2 separate regions of the Homo sapiens genome follow, and region 1 is linked to region 2. A link is a loop called in an ENCODE intact Hi-C map of the cell type or tissue named here. Cell type or tissue: prostate gland. All regions are shown on one strand. Links, peaks and the distances in the headings refer to the core of each region. The heading gives the core; the rest is flanking DNA.

Evidence for each region. Peaks named below come from ENCODE experiments on the same cell type or tissue, not always from the same donor. Only the 100,000 strongest peaks of a DNase experiment are listed, where the experiment ranks them.
Region 1: a loop joins it to region 2, with 2.8 times the contacts of the local background. A loop is called at or near these places in 3 of 110 quality-filtered maps.

What each region holds. Positions count from the first base shown.
Region 1 is chr10:113,889,805-113,900,910 of GRCh38, forward strand. NHLRC2 (NHL repeat containing 2) reads left to right here. Exons shown (of 11, transcript NM_198514.4): 6 at 8,306-8,405. Among named protein-coding and RNA genes, the nearest start is that of NHLRC2, 41 kb to the left of the region's middle. In prostate gland, for the core only: no CTCF peak of the experiment used is centred there; no DNase peak of the experiment used is centred there; H3K27ac peaks cover 861 bases.
Region 2 is chr10:113,700,085-113,711,190 of GRCh38, forward strand. All of the region lies in intron 2 of CASP7 (caspase 7), which reads left to right. LOC124902505 (a long non-coding RNA gene) reads right to left here. Exons shown (of 2, transcript XR_007062294.1): 2 at 10,597-10,925. Among named protein-coding and RNA genes, the nearest start is that of CASP7, 26 kb to the left of the region's middle. In prostate gland, for the core only: a CTCF peak has its summit at 5,153 (motif pointing right); a DNase peak (open chromatin) is centred at 5,141; H3K27ac peaks cover 421 bases.

The DNA of each region.
Region 1 (11,106 bases), core at 2,076-10,075, 190 kb after region 2:
GGCTTCTTCCATTTAGCATAATGTTTTTGAGATTCATCCCTGTGGTTCCATGTATCAGTAATTTGTTCTCTTTTATCACTGAGTAGTAGTTCGTTGTATGGCTCTACCACAGTTTGTTTATTCATTCACCAGTTAATAGACATTTGAAGGTATTTCTAGTTTTCAGTGGCTATAGAAAACCTCCATAAACGTTTGTGCACAGTTTTTGTTTTGTGGTAATATGCATTCACTTCTCTTGGGCAAATGCCTAAGAATGAGATTACTGGGTCATATGGTAAGTGAATGTGTACAAGAAACTGCCAGACTGTTTTCCACAGTGGCTGTTTTCTTAAAGTCCCAAATGTCTGTTGGGAGTCATTGCTTCTGCCTGAAGAACTTCTTATGACACAGGTCTGCTGGCAGTGATTTTTCTTGCCTTTATTCTGGTCTGAAAAAGTATCTAGCTTTCATTTTTGAAAGTTATTTTTATTGCGTATGTGAATCTGGATTAACATTTTTTTCTTTTACTATTTTAAAGATATTACTCCATTGTCTTTTGACTTACATAGTTTTCCACAAGACACCTGTTTTAATATTATCTCTTGTTCTTTATATGTAAAGTGTATTTTTTTCTCTGGTTGCTTTCAAGATTTTATCTTTGGTTTTCAGCAGTTTGATATATCTAAGAATTATCCTGCTTGGAGTTCTTGAATCTGTGGTTTGATGTTCATTATTGTCAAGAAATTCTCACTCATTATCTCTTCAGATATTTTTTTCTGCCCCTTTCTGTCTTTCTCTTTCTGGGACTTCAGTTACTCATGTTAGATTTCTTCTTAATATTATATTCAATAACTCTTGCATATTGTGTTCTTTTTATTCATTCTTCTTATTTTTTCTTTTTGTACTAGTAATTTCTACCAATTTATCTTCAGTCATTAATTCTTTCTTCAGCTGTGTCTAGTCAACTGATGAGCCTGTTGTATTAGTCCATTCTCATACTGCTATAAAGATACTACCTGAGACTAGGTAGTTTATAAAGAAAGGAGGTTTAATTAACTCACAGTTCCACATGGCTGGGGAGGCCTCAGGAAACTTGAAATCACAGCAGAAGATGAGGAGGAAACAAGGCACATCTTACTTAGCAGGCAGCCAAGAGAGAGTACCAAGGGGGAAGTGCCAGACAGTTACTAAGCAACCAGATCTCGTAAGAACTCATTCACTATCATGAGAACAGCAAGAGGGAAACTACCCCCATGATCCAATCACTTTCCACCAGGTCCCTCCCTCGACTTGTGGGGATTACAATTCAGATTACAATTCGAGATGAGATTTGGGTGGGAACACGGCCAAACCATATCATTTGTAGAAGGAATTTTTCATCTCTAATATTATGCCTTTTTAATATAGCATTTGTATTTCTTACAGATTCATCTCTGCTGAAATTCCTTATCTATTTAGGTGTGTTGACCACCTTTTTCTCTAGGTTCTTTAACATACTATGCATAGTTATTTCAAAGTCTGTATTAGATAGTTCCAAATCTGGGGACTATCCTCGAGTCTGTTTCTGATCATTCCTTTGTTACTCGGAAGCGGGTAATGTTTTTGCTTTTATGTGTGTCTTCTCATTATTTATTATATGTCAGTCATCTTGTATAAAACAATAGAGGCTGAGATAAATAGTACTTATGTTATAATTATGAAAGATTGAGTCAATTTGGTCAGGAGCTGAGCTGGGCCTTGGTTTTATTATTGCTATGTCAATGCACCACATGTTTTAAATTCCTCTAGCTGGGCAGTTGTTGCCTTCTGATTTTGCCTCAGTACATGGGCCTAGATTAGCTGGAGGGTTTTCTTAGTGTTAGTGCTCTACCCTCAGCTTTCAGTCGTCCCTGTACAATGAAGCCACATGGTGGTTCCCTCTCTCCACTCTTGCAGCCGTCCCAGGGATAGACTGCTACTCGTTGTTATTCTGCCCCAGGCTTGTGTTGTGTATGGGGATGTTCTCTGTTGTTCAGCCTCAGCCTTGGGAAGGCCCTGAGTGCCTAGGCCTTGAGGAAAGGATGTGGGGAGCTTTTTCATTGTTGCTGTTCCTCTCTCTGGCAGCCAGAATCTGTCTTGTGTCTGTGATTGGTTTGGGGAGCCTCCTGTTTCTCCCCTAGCAGAATGAGAACTCTGCTTGGTGTCAGTAGAGCATTTTTTCATCTACCTTTTCCACAGCTGTAAATGGTATTTTCCTGTGCTCTGTGGAAAGTGACAGGCTTTGCTGCCCTTCCCTAGTGGCTTAAGACTTTGATTCATAAGAGGTTTAGAGACTTTGTAGAAACAAATCTGTGTAGAAGCACTGATGGAGAATTTCACGGATGCTCTTAGGAGGGTTCTAGTCATAGGTACTTAAAATGACAGAATTTTTTTAAAGCTGGATTTCAGGTAATTTTCATGTTGATATTTCTTTTGTTGATTTTATTTGTTTTCTAAAAATATGTCTAATCTCTACTGATAATTATGAGTGAGTTTTGCCTTTAAAAATATTTTCAGAACCTTTTCAGCCTCTGTCATTGTCGTTTTAAAAAATTTTTAATTTGTGATTGTTGAAAGTCAGTAATATTAAGTGCACTCTTTTTTGTAATTTTACCTTCTATTTGAGATTGGGAGGTATGTATGAGGTTTGTTGTGTAGGTGTAAGTATACTCTTAATTTAAAATGGAAATGTTCATGATTACCACATTCTTTTTAGAGGGAACAAATCTAATACCCATACTCAGTGATGGAACTGTGTGCTTTGGAGGCCACACTCCAGGATGAACAGTTGTAAATTGTTAATATGACTCTTGTTACTTTGATAGACATTATAAATGCCAGCCCTCTTTTTTTTTTTTTAACTTTCATTTTGTTTACAAAAACAAACTCTTCAGTGCTCAGGGTAAAAATTTCTGGAGAAGTGGTCTAGCACGGTGGCTGTGAGCAAGGACTCTGGAGCCAGACCAGCTAGGTTTGCAGCTCCACATCTTAGTAGTTGTGTGACTTTGGACAAGTTTCATAGCCTCTTTATACCTCAACTTCCCCATCTAAATTGATGATACAAATAGTGCCTACCTGAAAGGCTTACCATGAGGATAAGAATTAATATATGTAAAGCACTTAGAACAGTGTCTGGTGCATAGAAAGCATAATATAATATACATGTTTGCTATTATCACTGTTTTCTATAAGATAAGAATTTTGTCATAAAGTGTCATGAACAGATGCTGATGATCTGAACCAAACCAAAAATGGGAAGGCAAGGGACTAGAAAATAACTTTAAAGACATTATCCAACCATAGACCATTCCCAGGGGTACAGGGAGAGAAAGGCAGAGGGGTAAACCTCACTATGCATCCCGGAGTAGGAGGCTGTGGGTACATTTAATCAGATCCCTGTTTCTGATCACAGACAGAAATGCACTTGAGTACTTGTTACCAGAGCTAAGTCTGCATGGGTCAGAGGCAGAAGGAGGGTGAAAAACGGGCAAGTAGAGAACTGAACCAAATAGTTCCTTCATTCTCATCAGAACACTCATAATCTAGAGTCAGATTCACTAATGAAGTCGTTTTCCAAGTTTAGCTGGGTGAATTTCAGCAAATTATTTAGCCTCTTTGAAGCTGGCTTTTTATAAAATGAAGATGATGATAATAAGACTTGTTAAGGTTGTTAAATTGAAGGAAATAATCCACGTAAAATTATTAGCTCGGTGCCATCAACACAGAAAGTGACCTGGGTGATGATTATCATTATCCTCATAAGTTGGTATGTAGAATTCCAAACACCTGAACCCTGACCTGACACTGCTGCTGCTTCTCTACTTTTTCTCTTTCCTCGGGCATCTGAAGGAAATAAGTACACAGAGACCAAAACTAAACCAATGCCCATACTTTATCTATCACTGGGAAGCTTTTGCCTTATTATAGTAAGCCCCAGCTGAGCTAGACCGACCTGTTTGGAGAACTAGATAACAAAGTTAAATTTGATCTTTCACTCAGCTATGCACCAACATAGCTCTCCTTTGCCAAGACAGAGGCTCTAAAAGCAAGCTAAGAAAAGCAAATGTTTTTGTTCCTAAAGCTTAGAGCTAAATTTGCCTAACTCACCCTTATGAGATTTTCTTAGAGTGGGACATTGATGTGAAAGAGAAAGAAAAATGCAGTTTTCAAGGTGGGAACAGGATGACAAACCAGTTCAGAAGGAATTCTTGCAGTAATCCCTGATAGTGGCTTAGGTCAAGGTGGAGGTGGTGAGAAGTGGTCAGATTTTGAATATATTTTGAATAAGGAGCCTACATAATTTGCTGATGGATCATGTGTGACATGTGAGAAAAAGGAGGAATTAAAGATGACTCCAAGGCTTATGACCTGAGAAGCTAAAAGGATGGAGTCCTTTTATTTTCATTTACTTGGTCAACCTTCCAGTCTTGTTACCCATAAGGTCCTAACATTGGCTGGAGCTGACTTTTCAATCAAGATAAGTTGTATAAAAATATCTGTCTATATTTCTCTCAATAATGATTCTTAGTGTAGAAGGCTTATAAATCTTTTTTACCCTTAGGTGTTTGATGTTTTTGAATGTCGTTATAAATTTTCTTGTATATTTGCTGCTGTAAACCGATAAAAGAATTTATCCTTGCTTATTGACCCTGTACCCAACAACATTGCTAAATTCCTGTATAAAATTGTGAAGATTTTGTGTGCATAGTTATGTCATCTGCTAATAACTACAGTTTTATTTCTAATCTTTTTGTGCTTTGCTTCTTTTTCCTTCTTTGTTGCACAAACTAGGACCTCCATAAGGTGTTAAATAGAAGTGTTGATAGTAGGTATCTTTGTCTCATTTTTATTCTCGGGGATGTTTGTAGGATTTTGTTCTTAAGTAGGATGTTTGCTGTGACTTTCTTAAAAATGTTCTTTATAAGATTAAATAAATTGCCTTCTGATCCTAGTTTGCTGAGTTTTTATCATGAATGGAAGCTTGTTGGAGATGTTGAAAGGCTTTATTGTTATGTGTGGCTTTGGAGTTCTCAGCCCTATCAGATCCCAGATCCCCTTCCTATAATACATTTTATGAAAAGCCTCCTTTACCATACCTAAAGTGAAATTCATAGGTAGTATAATCCACCTGTGCTATATATTGATATATACATAATATAAATATAGAGAAGAAATAAGCATAATTTATAATAAAATAGTGTAGTCATTATGTAAGTGATCTGGCATGACTATATTATCATATGATATATTACCCATCAAATATCCACAGCATTTTTTAGGGTGGGCTGCCACTCCCATTCAGCATCATTGTTTGAGAGGATAATAGTACAGGTTCACATCTATAGCAGACTTCTGGGATTAGAGATGAATCATTAGTACTATTAGGAAATACCAACCATCATTAGGATAGCTTTAGGGCTTTTTTTCTTTTTTTGTGGTTTCTAGGGGAAAGTTTACTCATTCAACAAATACCTACTGAGCATTTGGCATGTGCCAGGCACTATTCTATGTGCTGCTAATAAAACTGTGAATAAAACAAAGCTGCTGGCCTCTTAGACCTTATGCTCAGTAGAGGAGAAAGGCAGTAAATTAATAAATATGTAACATGTAAGATAGTGATAAATTCTACAGTGAAAAATAGGCAAGGTAAGGAGCTAAGAATGATGGGTGTGTGGTATTAGATAAGGGGAGTAGGGAAGAAGCTTGAGCAGAGATCTGAATGTTCATATCTGGATGTAAGCTTTCTAGGATGAGAAAGGAGGGAGCACACTAAGGTATAGAAGTTGAAAGACAGCAAATTATTTAGCACCTAACATGATGCCTGGCACCATGTTAGGTGCTTTGCTTACACTGTTTTATTCCTTCCAGTAATCTTATGTAGAGAGTGATGATGTGCTCATTTTACAGATGAGGAAATGGAGGCACACACATTAGAAAGTGATGTAGCTACTACAATTCAAATCCAGACCCACCTGGTTCCAAAGCTAAGGAATTGGTGAAGGAATGCTTTCAGGAGCCCTCTTCTTTTAGTGGTCTATCACATTACCATAGGAGTAATTACATTTCATTGAGAAAAATGGGAGAACTGGGTAGAGGACTTGAAAACATAATCATTTACATTTTTTCATGTAGCATTTTAAAAATATTTGAACCTCCACAATGAGATACCATCTCACACCAGTTAGAATGGCGATCATTAAAAAGTCAGGAAACAGCAGGTGCTGGAGAGGATGTGGAGAAATAGGAACACTTTTACACTGTTGGTGGGACTGTAAACTAGTTCAACCATTGTGGAAGTCAGTGTGGCGATTCCTCAGGGATCTAGAACTAGAAATACCATTTGACCCAGCAATCCTATTACTGGGTATATACCCAAAGGACTATAAATCATGCTACTATAAAGACACATGCACGTGTATGTTTATTGCGGCATTATTCACAATAGCAAAGACTTGGAACCAACTCAAATGTCCAACAATGATAGACTGGATTAAGAAAATGTGGCACATATACACCATGGAATACTATGCAGCCATAAAAAAGGATGAGTTCATGTCCTTTGTAGGGACATGGATGAAATTGGAAATCATCATTCTCAGTAAACTATGGCAAGAACAAAAAACCAAACACCGCATATTCTCACTCATAGGTGGGAATTGAACAATGAGAACACATGGACACAGGAAGGGGAACATAACACTCTGGGGACTGTTGTGGGGTGGGGGGAGGGGGGAGGGATAGCATTGGGAGATATACCAAATGCTAGATGATGAGTTAGTGGGTGCAGCGCACCAGCATGGCACATGTATACAAATGTAACTAACCTGCACGTTGTGCACATGTACCCTAAAACTTAAAGTGTAATAATAATAAATAAATAAATAAAAGAAAAAAAAGTATTTGAACTGGCTGGGCATGGTGGCTCATGAGCGCCTGTAATCCTAGCACTTTGGGAGGCTGAGGTGGGCAGATCACGAGGTTAGGAGATCGAGACCATCCTGGCTAACACAGTGAAACCCCGTCTCTACTAAAAATACAAAAAATTAGCCGGGCATGGTGGCGGGTGCCTGTAGTCCCAGCTACTCGGGAGGCTGAGGCAGGAGAATGGCATGAACCTGGGAGGCGGAGCTTGCAGTGAGCCGAGATTGCTCCACTGCACTCCAGCCTGGGGGACGGAGTGAGACTCCGCCTCAAAAAAAAAAAAAAAAATTTTGAACCAATAAATGCTTTGAAATATTGTGAATGGAAAACATTCCAAATTAAGTTAGAATGAATAAGATTATTCATTTTCGTGGGCTTTCCATGTTTTTATTTCTCTTACCTACTGAAGTTTTTGTTTTGCTTGGTCATTTCCATAGTTGATAATATCATTGACTATGCAGGAACATAAAAGTCATTTTCATTGTTTAATACTAAAAGTTTATTATCTTAGATTTATGGTAGATTTAACAGAAATAAGCAATTCTAAACTGAGTGCTTTCTTAGGTACCAAATATGATCTGTTGGTAATACATGCATTATTAATACTCACTGTAAAATTAATGAACTTCTTAAGTGGAAGAGGTTGTATTATACTTTTTACCCTCTATGGTGTCTATTGAAGGGCTGTTCAGTTTGTAAATGTATTTATGTTTTCCTAGTACAAATATGTAAAATTAAGGTCCAGATTCACTAAATGATCATGGCTAACATTTGAGTGATATTGCCTCCAAGCATTACTCTAAGTGCATCGTGTGCTTTGAGCCTTTTATTTGGATGCCAGTATATGTAACATAACAGAATATTTTATGAGCTTAGGTTTCCTGTTCATTTTCGTAGTCCCGGGTTGTGGCTCTAGAATAACTGAAACATTGTGGTATGCTAAAAATTAATTGTGGAAAGCTTTTGATGTAGTTTTAAGGTGATTAAGCAGAGACAGTCCCCAGAATATATGTGTGCCAGTGTCACTTTTAATAGTTTATGTCATGTAAAATAAGAAATCAGATGTTTAAAACATTGTTAATGCTCGTTGTAAAATTAACAAACTGCTGAGGCAGAGTTCAGATGCAGAGATGCAGAGGACTTACTGCTGGTAAGAATACTTTGGATTCCTGTGAAATTGTTGTGGGTAAAATTACAAGTCTAACAAAGTAAACCTTTCACAAGAAAACAAAATTTTCAAAGATAACTTGAAACATTGCAGATATTTTTATTTATCAGATGATTCACAAACATATTGTTATCCTCCATAAATTTAACATTTTAAAACCATTGGAGTGTTTGTATTAACCAGATATGTATATAATAATAATGATTTATTTTTATAAAGGTTCAGAGGTCCAAAGAGGTGACATTTTATGGATAGCCATGGCAGGGACTCATCAGATATGGGCACTCCTGCTGGACTCTGGCAAACTGCCAAAGAAAAAGTAAGTGACAGCCTCTCTCTTTGAGTAGACTGTACTACTTGGTGTTCATATAATTTCTTTTTTCAAAATCACCATCCTCACTGTACCAGTCAGGATGTGCTAGGTTGTACTGCCATAGCACACAACGCAGATTCTCAGTGACTTAAAACAAGGCGTGTTTATTGCTCACTCACATGGGTTCACTGGGGAGCACTCCTCTGTTGCCCAGGCTGATGAAACAGCCTGGAGCTTTCGGGAGCTTCGCCAGTCATCCTGGCACAGTGAGAGAGAAAGAGGTAGTAAGTCACTCACTGACTGTTAAAATTTCTACTCAGAAGTGACACACGTCACTTCTACTTACATTTTATCAGCCAGAGTAAGTCTTAGGGCCACACTTCACTTCATGGAACCTGCAAAGAATCATTCTCCTTACTGTCTAGAAAGAGAACTAAGAATATTCAGTGGACCCTTATCTTTTAAGACATAGTTGAACTATCTCTAATCATTCATTCAAACAGTTGAATACCACATAGCAGAGTGCTTAATAACTCAGTTTTTGTAGTCAGGCCTGAGGTTGAATCCTGGCTCTGCCATTTACTATCTGTGTGAGTTTAGGAGAGCCACTTTAACTTTCAAAGCCTCAGTTTCCTTATTTATATTACCTCATAGGCTTGCTTTGAGAATTAATAATATATGTGGAGAGCTTGGCATAGTACCTAACATGTACAGTAAACATAGGTAGCTTTGCTGTCACAAGGATATAAGGATGAAAGGGTAGTGTCTGCAAAGTTTCTCATATTTTTTTTCCTTAGACCCTTTCCTCTTCCCCCAATACCCCAGGCAGAACTGGCCATACTCTTCTCTGTGACCTCACTGTACCTGGTGTATAGTTACATCACTGCACTAAGTTTTCCTGCCCCAACCCGCTGCCCCTTCCTCTTTCTCTCTCTTCTCTCCTTTTGATTGTTTTTATTTTTAGCCATTTCCTCCTACTAGTCTCTTAAAGGAAAGGATCCTCTCCCATTCATTTTTCTGTCCCTTGTACCTAGCACAGTATTTGGTACCTAAGAGGAGCTCAGTAACGGTTTGAGGATAAATGAATAAAAGCCGTTAACCGGAAAGGCTGTCACGTAGCCATGGAAAATGATCATTGCAAGTTACCGTTATTAATAGAAAGCTGCTTTTATATAGATCCTTCAAAATAGCAGATATTCCAAATAGTGTGTATGTTTGTGCATGTTGCTTTGGACACACTTATGTAATGTTTTAAGACATTTAATCGTTTAGCAAATATTTATGCTAGGCAATAGGGATGAAATATGCTCACTATGTTAAGGATACAATGAAAAGATGTGGTTGTCATCAGTGAACTTACAGAGGAAGAATCAGATCAGCAAACAATTAAAAGTTAGTGTGTGCAAAAGGAATCGCTGCAAATTGAAATTGTTCGGCTGGGTGCGGTGGGTCACGCCTGTAATCCCAGCACTTTGGGGGGCCGAGGCAGGCAGATCACAAGGTCAGTAGTTCGAGACCAGAATGACAATATGGTGAAACCCCGTCTCTACTAAAAATAGAAAAAGTTAGCTGGGCGTGGTGGCGCTTGCCTGTAATCCCAGCTACTCAGGAGGCTGTGGCAGGAGAATCGCTTGAACCCAGGAGGCGGAAGGTTGCAGTGAGCTGAGATTGTGCCACTGCACTCCAGCCAGGACGACAGAGTGAGACTCCGTTTAAAAAAAAAAAAATTGAAATTGTTCCTTATATAAGTAAGAGGAAGACGCAACATCAGTAAGATTTGAGTTGTCAAGGAGGGCTTCTTGGAAGAGGCAACTAAACAGTGACCTGATAAGAGTATAGGAGTTAGGGAGAGTGGAAAGTTTTCCAGGCAAGAATTGGCACTAGTGATGTCAGTAGAAGCCAGATCACACTGTGCCTTGTGAGTACTTTTAGGGATCTGAATATTCTACAAGCCTTTTTAGAAAGGTTTAAGCTGGGAAGTGACATGATTAGATTTGTGTTTTTGAAAGAACATTGGCAGCACTCAGAGTGGAACAAGACTAGAGACAGAGATAAGAGATACCACTGAGGAGCCTATTGCTGTTATCCAGGCAAGAGATGATAGTAGCCTGAACAGTGAGATTACCAATAAGATTTTACATGAGGCATAATTATAAACAGCAGAGAAGTAACAGAAGTTGCCAGAATATGCTGTTCTGGGTGATGGCTGTTTTAGGCATAGATGATTCAGAGCTGCCTGAATTTCCTCATAAGTAGAGTTGTCACTCTCCTTCTTAATAGGAAATTGGCACTAGGACCACACTGACCTGTGTTTTAATTTTAAGGATGTATTATCTTTATTACCGATCTTCAGGTAGTAATGACCCTTAGCATTTTAAAAGTTATTGTTTCTCCCTACTCTTTTCTTTATTTAATTAAGGAAACTCCTTTTTAAAGTATTAAGACTCCTTGTAGACTCCTTTCAATTAATTTGTTCAGCATATTAGTTATTACATATATTGTACTTGCTATGTTTATATGTTTCTTGAATAAGTGGCCATATTTTATGCGTGCTAAATCCCTTTGCCTCTGTCCCCTGCTCCCTACCTAACTTATTATGGGAACATATTAGCCAGTAAGTGATGGTGAGTTCAGACTTTTGCATGTTGTACCATATTCAGAAATGATTTACACAGACTCTCATTTTGTGTCCCGAGTCAGCTGCTTC
Region 2 (11,106 bases), core at 935-8,934:
TTACAGTCATGTCACTTAATTCTTTGAATTCCTTCTGAGTTCTGGACCAAAAAATGACAACTTGATTAGGTCTTTCCTTAATTATGTTGGAAGAATTGGCAATTATCTAACTTACAAAAGGAATTATCATTCCGCCTTAAAGGTATTTAATTTTTTTAGTTTCTGGGAAGTACACCAAAAAACTTGTACCCAAACTTCTCAAACAGTTGTAAATTAAATTTGCTCTTCTTTTATTTAGAGGCAGTCTGTTTAACTCAAAATGTTCCAGAAAAGATAATTAAGCATTAATAAACATTTGTCAGTATCCTTTTTTTGATAAAATGCTTTTAAACCATATGCTTTTTAAAATGTATTTTTGTCAAGACGTTGGAGTTGCTAATGCAGCTCATTCATGTATGAAAATTGTCTGCTCTATAATCTAATGGACAGAGCCAGTCCCTGTCAAACCAGTTAGCCATACCACACTTGTTTGCTGTCAGTAAAGGTCTGATACCATTTTTCAGTTCAGTGAATATGTTATTAGGCATCCTTGTGACAGTCATCTTGTTTCTGAATTCTAAATTTTTATTCTTGGATAGATGAATGGATGGATGGGTAGAAGGGAAGAAGGATGAAAGGAAGAAAGAAAGGGTACCAAGCCCAGCCATGCCATGTTTACCTCCTGGAATCAGTGTTTGTTTTGTTCTCACAGGACTGATATGGTTTGGCTCTGTGTCCCCACCTAAATCTCGTCTTGAATTGTAATCACCATAATCCCTACGTGTTGAGGGAGAGACCCGGTGGGAGGTGACTGGATCATGGGGGTGGTTCCCCCATGCTGTTCTGGTGATAGTGAGTTCTCATGAGATCTGATGGTTTTATGTGTTTGACGGTTCCTCCTACACACACTCTGTCTCTCCTGCTGCCATGTAAGACATGTCTGCTCCCCCTTCCACCATGCTTCCCCAGCCATGTGGAACTGTGAGTCAATTAAACCTCTTTTCTTTATAAATTACCCAATCTCAGGTAGCATCTTCATAGCAGTTTGAGAACAGACCAATACATAGGACTCCAGCTCAATAATAAAAAATCTTTGGAAATAAGGGAACGAAAAAGGCAAAGACATTAAATAAGAACCATCATCACTTCCATTTCATTCTATTATATATATATATTTTAACACATTTTTCAGTATATACAAGCATACTTTGTTTTACTGTGCTTTGCAGATACTGCTTTTCTTTCTTTCTTTTTTTTTTTTTTTTGAGACAGAGTCTCACTCTGTTGTCCAGGCTGGAGTGCAGTGGTGTGATCTTGGCTCACTGCAGCCTCCGCCTCCCAGGTACAAGCGATTCTCCTGCCTCAGCCTCCCAAGTAGCCAGACTACAGGCGTATGCCACCACGCCTAGCTAATTTTTATATGTATTTTAGTAAAGACAGGATTTTGCCATGTTTCCCAGGCTGGTCTTGAACTCCTGACCTTAAGTGATCCACCCCCCGCTTGGCCTCCCAAAGTGCTGGGATTACAGGCATGAGCCACCACACCTGGCCCAGATATTGCATTTTTAATAAATGGAAGGTTTGTGGCAACCCTGCAAACCTATTGGCTCCATTTTTCCAACAGCATATGCTCACTTTGTATCTCTATGTTACATTTTGGTAATTCTCACAACATTTTAAGTTTTTTAATTAGTGTTATATCTGTTACTATGATCTGTGATCAGTAATCTTTTTTGTTGTCGTTGTTCAAATCCAGGATAATCTCTGTAAATGTGATGAGTGATCTTTGATGTTACTATTGTAATTGCTTTGGGGTGCCACAAAGCACACCTGTATAAGACAGCAGACTTAAATGATAAATGTTAAGTGTGTTCTGACTGTTCCACCCACTGGCCATTCCTGTCTCTCTCCTTCTCCTTGGGCCTCCCTATTCCCTGAGGCAATATTGAAATTGGGCCAATTAATAGCCCTACAATGGCCTCTAGGTGTCTATTGAAAGGAAGAGTGATATGTCTGTCACTTTAAATCAAAAGCTAGAAGTGATTCAACTTAGTGAAGGCATGTTGAAGCCAAGACAGGCTGAAAGCTAGGCCTCCTGTGCCAAACAGCCAAGTTGTGAATGCAAAGGAAAAGTTCTTGAAGGAAATTAAAAGTGCTATTCCAGTGAACACACGGATAATAACATTATTGCTAATTATTGCTGACTTGGAGAAAGTTTGAGTGGTCTGGATAGAAGATCAAACCAGCCCCAACTTTTTCTTAAGCTAAAGCCTAAGCCAGAGCAAGGCCCTAACTCTGCAGTTCTTTGAAGGCTGAGAGAGGTGAGAAAGCTGCAAAAGAAAAGTTTGAAGCTAGCAATGGTTGATCCATGAGGTTTAAGGAAAGAAGCCTTCTCCATAAAATAGAAGTTCAACATGAAGCAGCAAGTGCTGATGTAGAAGCTACAGCAAATTATCCAGAAGATCTAGCTAAGATCATTGGTGAGAGTGGCTACACTAAACAACAGATTCTCAATGTAGACAAAGCAGCCTTCTATAGGAAGAAGATGCCATCTAAGATTGTCCTAGCTAGAGAAGAGAAGTCAATGCCTGACTTCAGTGCTTTATAAGGATGCTTGACTCTCTTGTTAGGCAGACTGGTGACTTTAAGCCGAAGCCAATGCTCATTGACCAGTCTGAAAATCCTTAAGAATTATGCTAAATCTATACTCTTTCTGTGCCCTATAAATGGAAGAACAAAGCCTGGATGACACCTGTTTATAGCATGGTTTACTGGATATTTTAAGCACACTGTTGAGACCTACTGCTCATTAAAATAAGATTCCTTTCATTGACATTGCACCTGGTCACCCAGGAGCTCTGGTGAAGATGCAGAAGGAGATTAATGTTTTTATGCCTGCTAAAACATCCATTCTGCAGCTCATAGATCAAGGAGTAATTTCAACTTCCAAGTCTTATTACTTAAGAAATAATGTCTTACTATTTGAGAAATATTATTTCAGAAATACATTTTATAAGGCTATAGTTGCCATAAATAATGTTGGGAATAACATTATAGCTATAGTGTTACCGCTGATGGATCTGGGCAGTTAATTGAAAACCTTCTGGAAAGGATGCACCATTCTAGATGCCAGTAAGAACATTTGCGATTTATGGGAGGATGTCTGAACATTAATAGGAGTTTGGAAGAAGTTGATTCCAACCCTCATGGATGACTTTGATGGGTTCAAGACTTCCTTCAATGGAGGAAGTAACTGCAGGTGTGCCAATCATGGTGGAAATAGCAAGAGAACTAGAATTAGAAGTAGACCTGAAGATGTGGCTGAATTGCTGCAATCTTATGATAAAACTTGAACAGATAAGGAGTTTCTTCTTATGAATAAGCCAAGTAAGTGGTTTCTTGAGATGGAATCTACTGCTGGTGAATGTGCTGATACATTTTTGAAATATACATTTAGAATATTACATAAACTTAGTTGGTAAAGCAGCCACAGAGTTTGAGAGGATTGACATGAATTTTGTATGTGTTTTAACTCTTTTTTTGTTTGTTTTCTTTTAAACTTTTTCCTTTTTTTTTTTTTTTTTTTTTTTTAACGAACACTTTCGTTGAGGGCTGACTTTCAATAGATCGCAGTGAGGGAGCTGCTCTGCTACATACGAAACCCCAACCCAGAAGCAGGTCATCTTTGAATGGTTTAGTGCCAGGTTCGCCAGGAACATGCATTGCGTGACAGGCGAGGGGACAATCACCTTTCTGTTGACTTGAATTTTGAATGAAGTTGTACTGTGAATAAAATGCTATCAAACAGAATGGTATGCTACAGAGAAATTGTTCATAAAAGGAAGAATCATTTGATGCAGCGAACTTCATTGCTGTCTTATTTTAAGAAATTGTCACAGCCACCCTAATTTTCGGCAGCCACCACCAGATTAATCAGCAGGCATCAGTGCTGAGGCCAGATCCTCCACCAGCCCAACAGTTACAACCCACTGAAGGCTCAAATGATTGTTAGCATTTTTTAGCAATAAAGTATGTTTTAATTAAGATATGTATTTTTTGGACATAATGCTGTTGCGTATACTCAGACTGGAGTACAGTGTGAACATAACTTTTCTACCCACTGGGAAACCAAAAAAGTCAGGCGACTCCATTTATTGCAATATTTGCTTTCCTGTGGTGGTCTGAAACTGAGCCGACGGTATATCTGAGTTGTGCCTATATTTGAATTTGGAACAGCCCAGTGTGGTCCCACGTACCCCCATTACTAGTGACATACTTCCCCTTTATCAGACTCATGTATAAGTAAGAAGCCCACCACAGTGCCTGATTCAAGGAGACTCACAGATACATCTTGTTTGTCTCTTTGTGGATGACCTGGAGGTTTCATCACCCTGTAAGTGAGGTTCAGGGTGGGTGAGAAAGTCTGCCCTTCTTTTACACAGTGGGAGATGGGAGAATGGGCAAGGGAAAAGTGGTATCTCTGACAGACCAGTTTTAGAAAAAAATACAAGTGGCAGTTGAGGACCTGGCCATTTATTCTTCCCTTAAGACTGTGCACCCCTGGGAAAGTTTTTGAGTACCTTGCTGGAAGACTTCTGCCTAAAAGACCTTTTATTTTGCAAAAATAGATGTGGTCTGTGGTATGTCCCCCCCACCCCTCAGCTTTAAGTTCTTTGGAAAGATAAATAAGCCTGGAGGGTCTACATTCTGGTCCACTCTACCTTTTTCATAGCATGACTGATGTTGACGTCATTAAAATAAACAGTAAGTATCCCGAGGTCCTCTCTGCAGTTTCAGGAGCACCATGTGACCCAATGACAGATGTGGGGTGCGATGCATGGGAGTGCCACTGGCTCCTCTGGATGTTCGTTGTAGCTGAAGGTGCTCCGCCCCCCCCCCACACCCCTACAACCTTCCCTCCCATCCCATCCCACCCTATTCCAGCTCCCTTCTCTAAGGAGCTCAGAATCACTGTTAGGCAGTGGAGGAGGCAGTAGCATCTCTGACCTGACTCTAATCAAGGACCAGACTGCTCACCTGCCCTCCCCTGGAGACATGAAGGATCCTGGGTTGCAGAAAGAAATATCCCCTTCCCCAAAAAGCCAGGGTGGGACTCAGGTTTCAAATACTAACAGTTTCAAGCCCCTAGACTTGTCTTGGCCTTTTTTTTTGCCTCACAGCCACTAGATGGCAGGACAGCATCGTTTTATTTCCAGTCCATAGGCACTAAAAATCCAGCCTGTTCTTTAAAAAAATATTTAGTGATTTTGTAATTTTCTGATTATTGAAGAACATTTGGAAAACACAGAAAAGCACAAAAAAAATCCAAATATCTTAAAATTTGTAAAGCATTCAGATTTTTAGTTATTTAGAGGAAATCATTGTGGGGCCAGTCCATATTCATTATGAACCACAGTTTATAGAACAGGGTCTAGGGTCCTCCTTGCACTTGAACAGGGTTCTGTCTTGATGTAAATATAACCCTATAGTCCTTGCCCTGGATATAAAGTCAAAGTTTTAACCAAATGCCTAGGCACAGCTACAGAAAATAATAACTAATTGCTGAATTGTAGGACATAGCCTTGGAGCTGTGGGAGGTTGAGGAGGGAAGGATAAGGAAGGACTGGAGGAGGAGCTGAAACTTGAGTTGTCAGGAAAAGCAGGGGGGGTATCAGGGGACCGGTGGAACCTCAGGGCCAGGGTGGAGATGATGGTCAGGCAAGGCCACCGATGTGGCTTCTGCCTAGGAAAGTGGGCAAAATCTGCTGGACAGGGTGAGTTAGGTCTTAATAGCATAGGCCACAAGGAGCCATTGTAGGTCCAAGACCAAGCCCTGGCCAGCAGCCTAGAAGATATTCTCTCCTAGGAACCTGAGAAATCAGAGGCTCCCTTCTGAGCTCTGCTCAAGGTCAGAATTCAAGAAAAGGAAAAAAAGGGGAAAACAGGTTTCCCGCAGTCTCAGATTACCCCTGGGCCTCCGTGGAGTCTCGTGTGTCTCTGCTGAGGAGTTTGTTTACCCTTCTGGTTTCCCAGTGGAAGAGAGCAGGAGAAAAGATCTATTCTCAACATTTGCTAAACTCCCTATTTTCCAGGCACTGGCTCGGATCACATGGGTTTTACCCTTGGCATCATCTCTGTTTTCCAGCCTTTGCCCCCTGGAGGGTGGTTAATAAATGCCACTTGGTTATAATTCTCTCTCCTGGAGGCATCTTGGGCTTCTTCACCAGTGAGTGAAGATATGTAAACACATCCCTATAAAAAATGTGTTATTTGTATAATTATAAGGAAGATTCAAGTGGCATCCTTTTTCATTTGGAGAGGGGTTAAAAAACTGTTTTAGAAGACGCAATGCTTTGGAATTAGAGACAAGAACAAAGAAGGCAGACCTTAATTCATTCCAAAGAATACATTCCAAGTTAAGCAAAAATTGTGCCATGATGCCCATTGATTGAAAGGGGCCAGATCTGGGCCCACTAAAGAAAATATGAACATTGAAATTTATGCAGGGCGTTTACTTTTCAATAAAGGAAGGATTCAAATTCAGCTTCCAGAAAATTGGATGCCTGTCTCCCAAATTTGTACATAGAGAATGATAAAGATTTAATGCTGTATTTGAAGCAGTGATGACACTATGTAAAATAATAGAAGTAGCAAAGTTGAGTCAGACAACCGGGGTTCAGATCCTGGCCCTTCCTCCCACTTACTATTTGAGGGACTATAGCAAGTCACGTGACCTTCCTGTGCCTCAGCTTCCTTATCTGCATAATAGAGATATTGATCTCTGCCCACGGGATTGTTATGAGAATCAGAGTAACCGTCAGCTTCCTGAATTACCTGAATGTGCCTGCTGAGGAAGAAATCATAGAATCATGATTTTAACACTGGGAGAACTTACCTAATTCCCTTCATTATGATCAAGGAAAGGAAGACCAGAGAGGTGATACGTAGCCACCCAAGAGGACCAGGACCGAGACACAGGCCTAACTTGTCCAGTGCTTCCCCCCAGCGTCAGGTGGCACCCACGACTTTGGTGGCACCAGGCTGTTCATCCACATTAATCCACCCACAGAGTGCTTTTTTCCTTCCACCCAAGTGGGTCAGCAAATTTTCTTCGTGTACACGGCTTCTTCTCTGCTTCACTTTGGCAGAGGGATGGTATAGGGACAGCTGTCCCAGCAGGGCGAGCAGTGGGCTTTCCAGTGGCGGAGGGATGGCATAGGGACAGCTGTCCCAGCAGGGCGAGCCATGGGCTTTCCAGCGGCGGACGGATGGCATAGGGACGCTGTCCCAGCAGGGCGAGCAGTGGGCTTTCCAGTGAAGAGGGCCAAGTGTACGTTTCAGGAGCAGCAAGCACAGGACACCAAAACGTGGGCAGAGGTCTAGAAACTGCAAAGCTGTAGCTTCTGCATGTGTGGGATACCTCCAGTTCTTTTCAGTTATTGCTCTTCTAGAGGGGATAAATTAAAGTGAAAAGGTAAGGTAAATCATCAGCTTTTCACAGTAATAGAAACCTAGAACACTATTAGCAGAGAAAAATTAAGCCTAGTAATAGAAAAGTACTATGAAAACATAACCAGTTGCTTCTCACATGAACATGTGATCACAGACAGGAAATGTGAGCGTGGCATTGCATGTTTAACCCCTGAGCTGCTGGTTTTCTTTCTCTCAAGGATCTGTGATGATGAGAATTTTGTTTGTTTTGTTTTGAGACAGAGTCTCACTCTGTTGCCCAGGCTGGAGTGCAGTGGTGTGATCTCACCTCCCTGCAACCTCCACCTCCCAGGTTCAAGCAATTCTCGTGCCTCAGCCTCCCGAGTAGCTGGGATTATAGGCGCGTGCCACCACTCCTGGCTAATTTTTTTGTATTTTTAGTAGAGACAGGGTTTCACCATGTTGGCTAGACTGGTCTCAAACTCCTGACATCAGGTAATCTGCCTGCCTCAGCCTCCCAAAGTGCTGGGATTATGGGCGTGAGCCACCCTGCCCGCCAATGGTCAGTTTTAAGGGGAAAAGATGGGTGGAGTGATTAAGGACTGAAGTATGTTAGCTGTTCTAATGCTGGACCCTGCAGCCGTAATACAGACGTATTGTATCCTCCATTCAGTCTATTAGGCTATTTAAAGACAATTCAGCCTTTTCTACCCCCTGGATGATTTGTTTTAAAGTCATTTGTCAATTTTTATTGTCAGGGACCCTACTGGTTTTGTTTTTTTGTTTTTTTTTTTTAGGGGAAAGAGGGAAATGTGGAGGTTGGTATGTTTTGGGGAGGGGGATCTATTCTTCTCCTTAGCCTCTTTTAAACTGAGTTTGCTTCCCCATGTTTATATTTTTGCAACTGACTTTCAGAGAAAAAAATGTATAGAGCGAATTTTCTCTCCTGTTCACAGACCTGAGGATGGCAGGTGATCAAGAGGCTTGTGCAGGGTAGCAGGTGTCATAACCTCATTGTATCAGCTTCATACCCTTTCTAGACTGTGGTCCTGAACCAAGAAATGGAGAAAAGCGTTGCTGAGCCGTTCACTTTATAAGTGTTTGGTTTTTATGTGTTTGCATTTTCCTTGTTGCATTTGGAGGGTTGAGATGGGGAAATACAGCAACTCCTGGATCGTTCACTTTATGCAAGATCATTGAAAAATGTTTGTATGCCTCATTTAAAAATGAAGGGCTTTGGTATGCTTCCGTGGTCTCCTATTATTTTTATTCACTTGAGTACCTTTAAAGGAAAAACATAACCTAATGAACTTGAACTCTTTAATTCACCACACACTCACTTCCTGTTTTTGTTGATTAACTTACATATAGTTTGACATGTTTTGCCGTCATGTGAGTGCCGTTTTGCAGCCTGGTGTAGATTTGGGACTTCGGTGGGTTGACCATGTGTGATGCTCATCAACTTGAACTGTATGATGGTTTGTTCTGTTGATACTCTGTCTCTTGCTTAGCTATTCCCCTGTCGTTCCCAATTTTTCACTCTTAAAGATTGTGCTCCTGGCTGCATGTTTATGGAAATTTTGTTTTCTTTTTTCCTTTGGACCCCACGCTCACAGACAGTTGCTTTTTTCCACAGGAGCCATCCCAGGGTTGGGGGATGCTACAATGGGGAGCCGGGGCATTTCTGCCGGTCAGCAGAGAAGGGAGAGGCCAGTGTGACCTTCCCAGCCCGAGTTTGAATGGTCCTGTGGAAAACTCCAGCGTGCAGTTCACTGCTGATTCAGTCACAGGCCTTCAGGGCCAGGCAGCCTGTGCCAGTCTTCTATCCCCTGCTGAGCTCCGAGCATGTTGAGTTTTTATTATTACAGAGAAGAAGGAAACTCACTTCCTGTCGTCGCAGAGCACAGCCTAGTTCTGATGCAGAGGGGACTGTTTTCAGATGGAGACACTAGGTACTACTACCTGCACTCTTTCTTTTCTTCTCTGTCTTGCTCTGTGCCTTAATATGTTAGGACTGTGGGGATGCCCTCTGTTGAGATGTTGAGACCATGAATGAATCATCCCAAAAATATTTAGACAAAGTGGCTACGAAAACCAGAGCTCTAGTTCCGAATGAAACAGCTCTGGGGAAATGTGAGCCTGGTGGTGTGTTTACTTTCATGCTGATGAATGTCTGCAGGCAGATAGAGCTACTGGGAATCCTATTCATGGTGATGCTTTAGAAAATTAATCGCAGTGGGCTTCTTGCATGCTTATATTCCTTTCCAAATATAGAAAGGCATAATTCACATTTTGAGTAGCCCAGGGGATCCATAAGAGGATAAAACCTGTATTTATCCACTCCAGTGATGGGGAAAATTACACTTGCACCCGGAGTGGATTGTAAAAATCCATTGTACTCTTTCTAAGGTTTTTCACTTCTTTGTAAAGTAGGCAGAATATTTTTATCCTATAACGTTTTCTGATACAAGTTGCTGTAGGCTCTTCAAGGATGTCTTTTTATCTAAATAATCATGAGAGCTTGGTTATAATTTTTTGACTCTTGACTGTTGTAGTGAAAATGACTGAGTTGACCTCACACTGTGAAATTAGAAGTTGCAGGAAATGGCTCTCTACCTAAGAAGTTAGGACACTCTGGTTCCTTCCTGATAGTTGATGCTGGCATTATTTGTGTTCCTAGCAGAGATTTATGCTTATCTGAACACATCTGGAAATGAAGATAGTGGTACTTGCCCATACTGGCGAAGAAGCTCAACATGAAGAAAGAGATGGGATGGTTAGGAAGCACTGGGTTCAACCTGCTGTGTTAACTTTCCTTTGCATTTTAGTGTACACTTAAGTGCACTTAATAAGTCATTCTACCAAGATATTGTAGTGTGTTGTGATCTTGCTTGTCTGGCTCTAAGCATAGTGATTTAGTAGCCAGGTTTCTTTTTTTAAATCTGCAGTGAATTGTGGAACACAGAAGCTTTTAAGCGGATTTAGAACTTTCAATTCACTGCTCTGGTTTATCTTGGACTTTGCACTTAATGGCAGGTTCCAAAACAAGAATCCTATGTTTCTTCGCAAAGTAATCTTAGTAAAAGTCTTCCGAATATAAACGGGGCCAAAGTAAAGGTAGTTGCATCAGCAGTTAGCAAAGAGAGGAAAAAGAGGAGGATGGATAGAATGGGAAGCGACAAACTCTGGAGGAAAAACTACCCTGGCCAGTTTTATTTGCCTTGTCTTTCTTTGCCTCTCATCTGTACTTTGCAGAATCAGTGGGATAATGATTGTTAATTCAATTTGTAAAGCATAAGCCTATAAAAATATTCATACTTCTTCATGGTGACTTAAAAAATATCTGAAGTGGTTCCTCCACCGTTTGTGTCGTTCATCAGCTTCGGAAGAAAGACTCATACCCGTTGATCTGGACTTGAAAGAATCTCAGTGGCCTTTTCCTCCTGCCCCTCCGTTTGGCGGGGTACAGCAGTTCTCACATGCTTCAGCATCTTCTGCAGTGAGGTCCTAGGAACCTGGAGAAACAACAACAGCCACTTTTAGAAAATCATGTCTTTGGGGATGATTGCCAGCTGAAGAAGTTTCTAATCTGGACCTTTGAAAGCATTTTATTTTCCTTCTTTTTCCCTCCCCAGCTCCCACCCCTGGGAGAACCTGCTGGACTGAGCTATGGACTGTTGCCTTCTTTGTGCCATT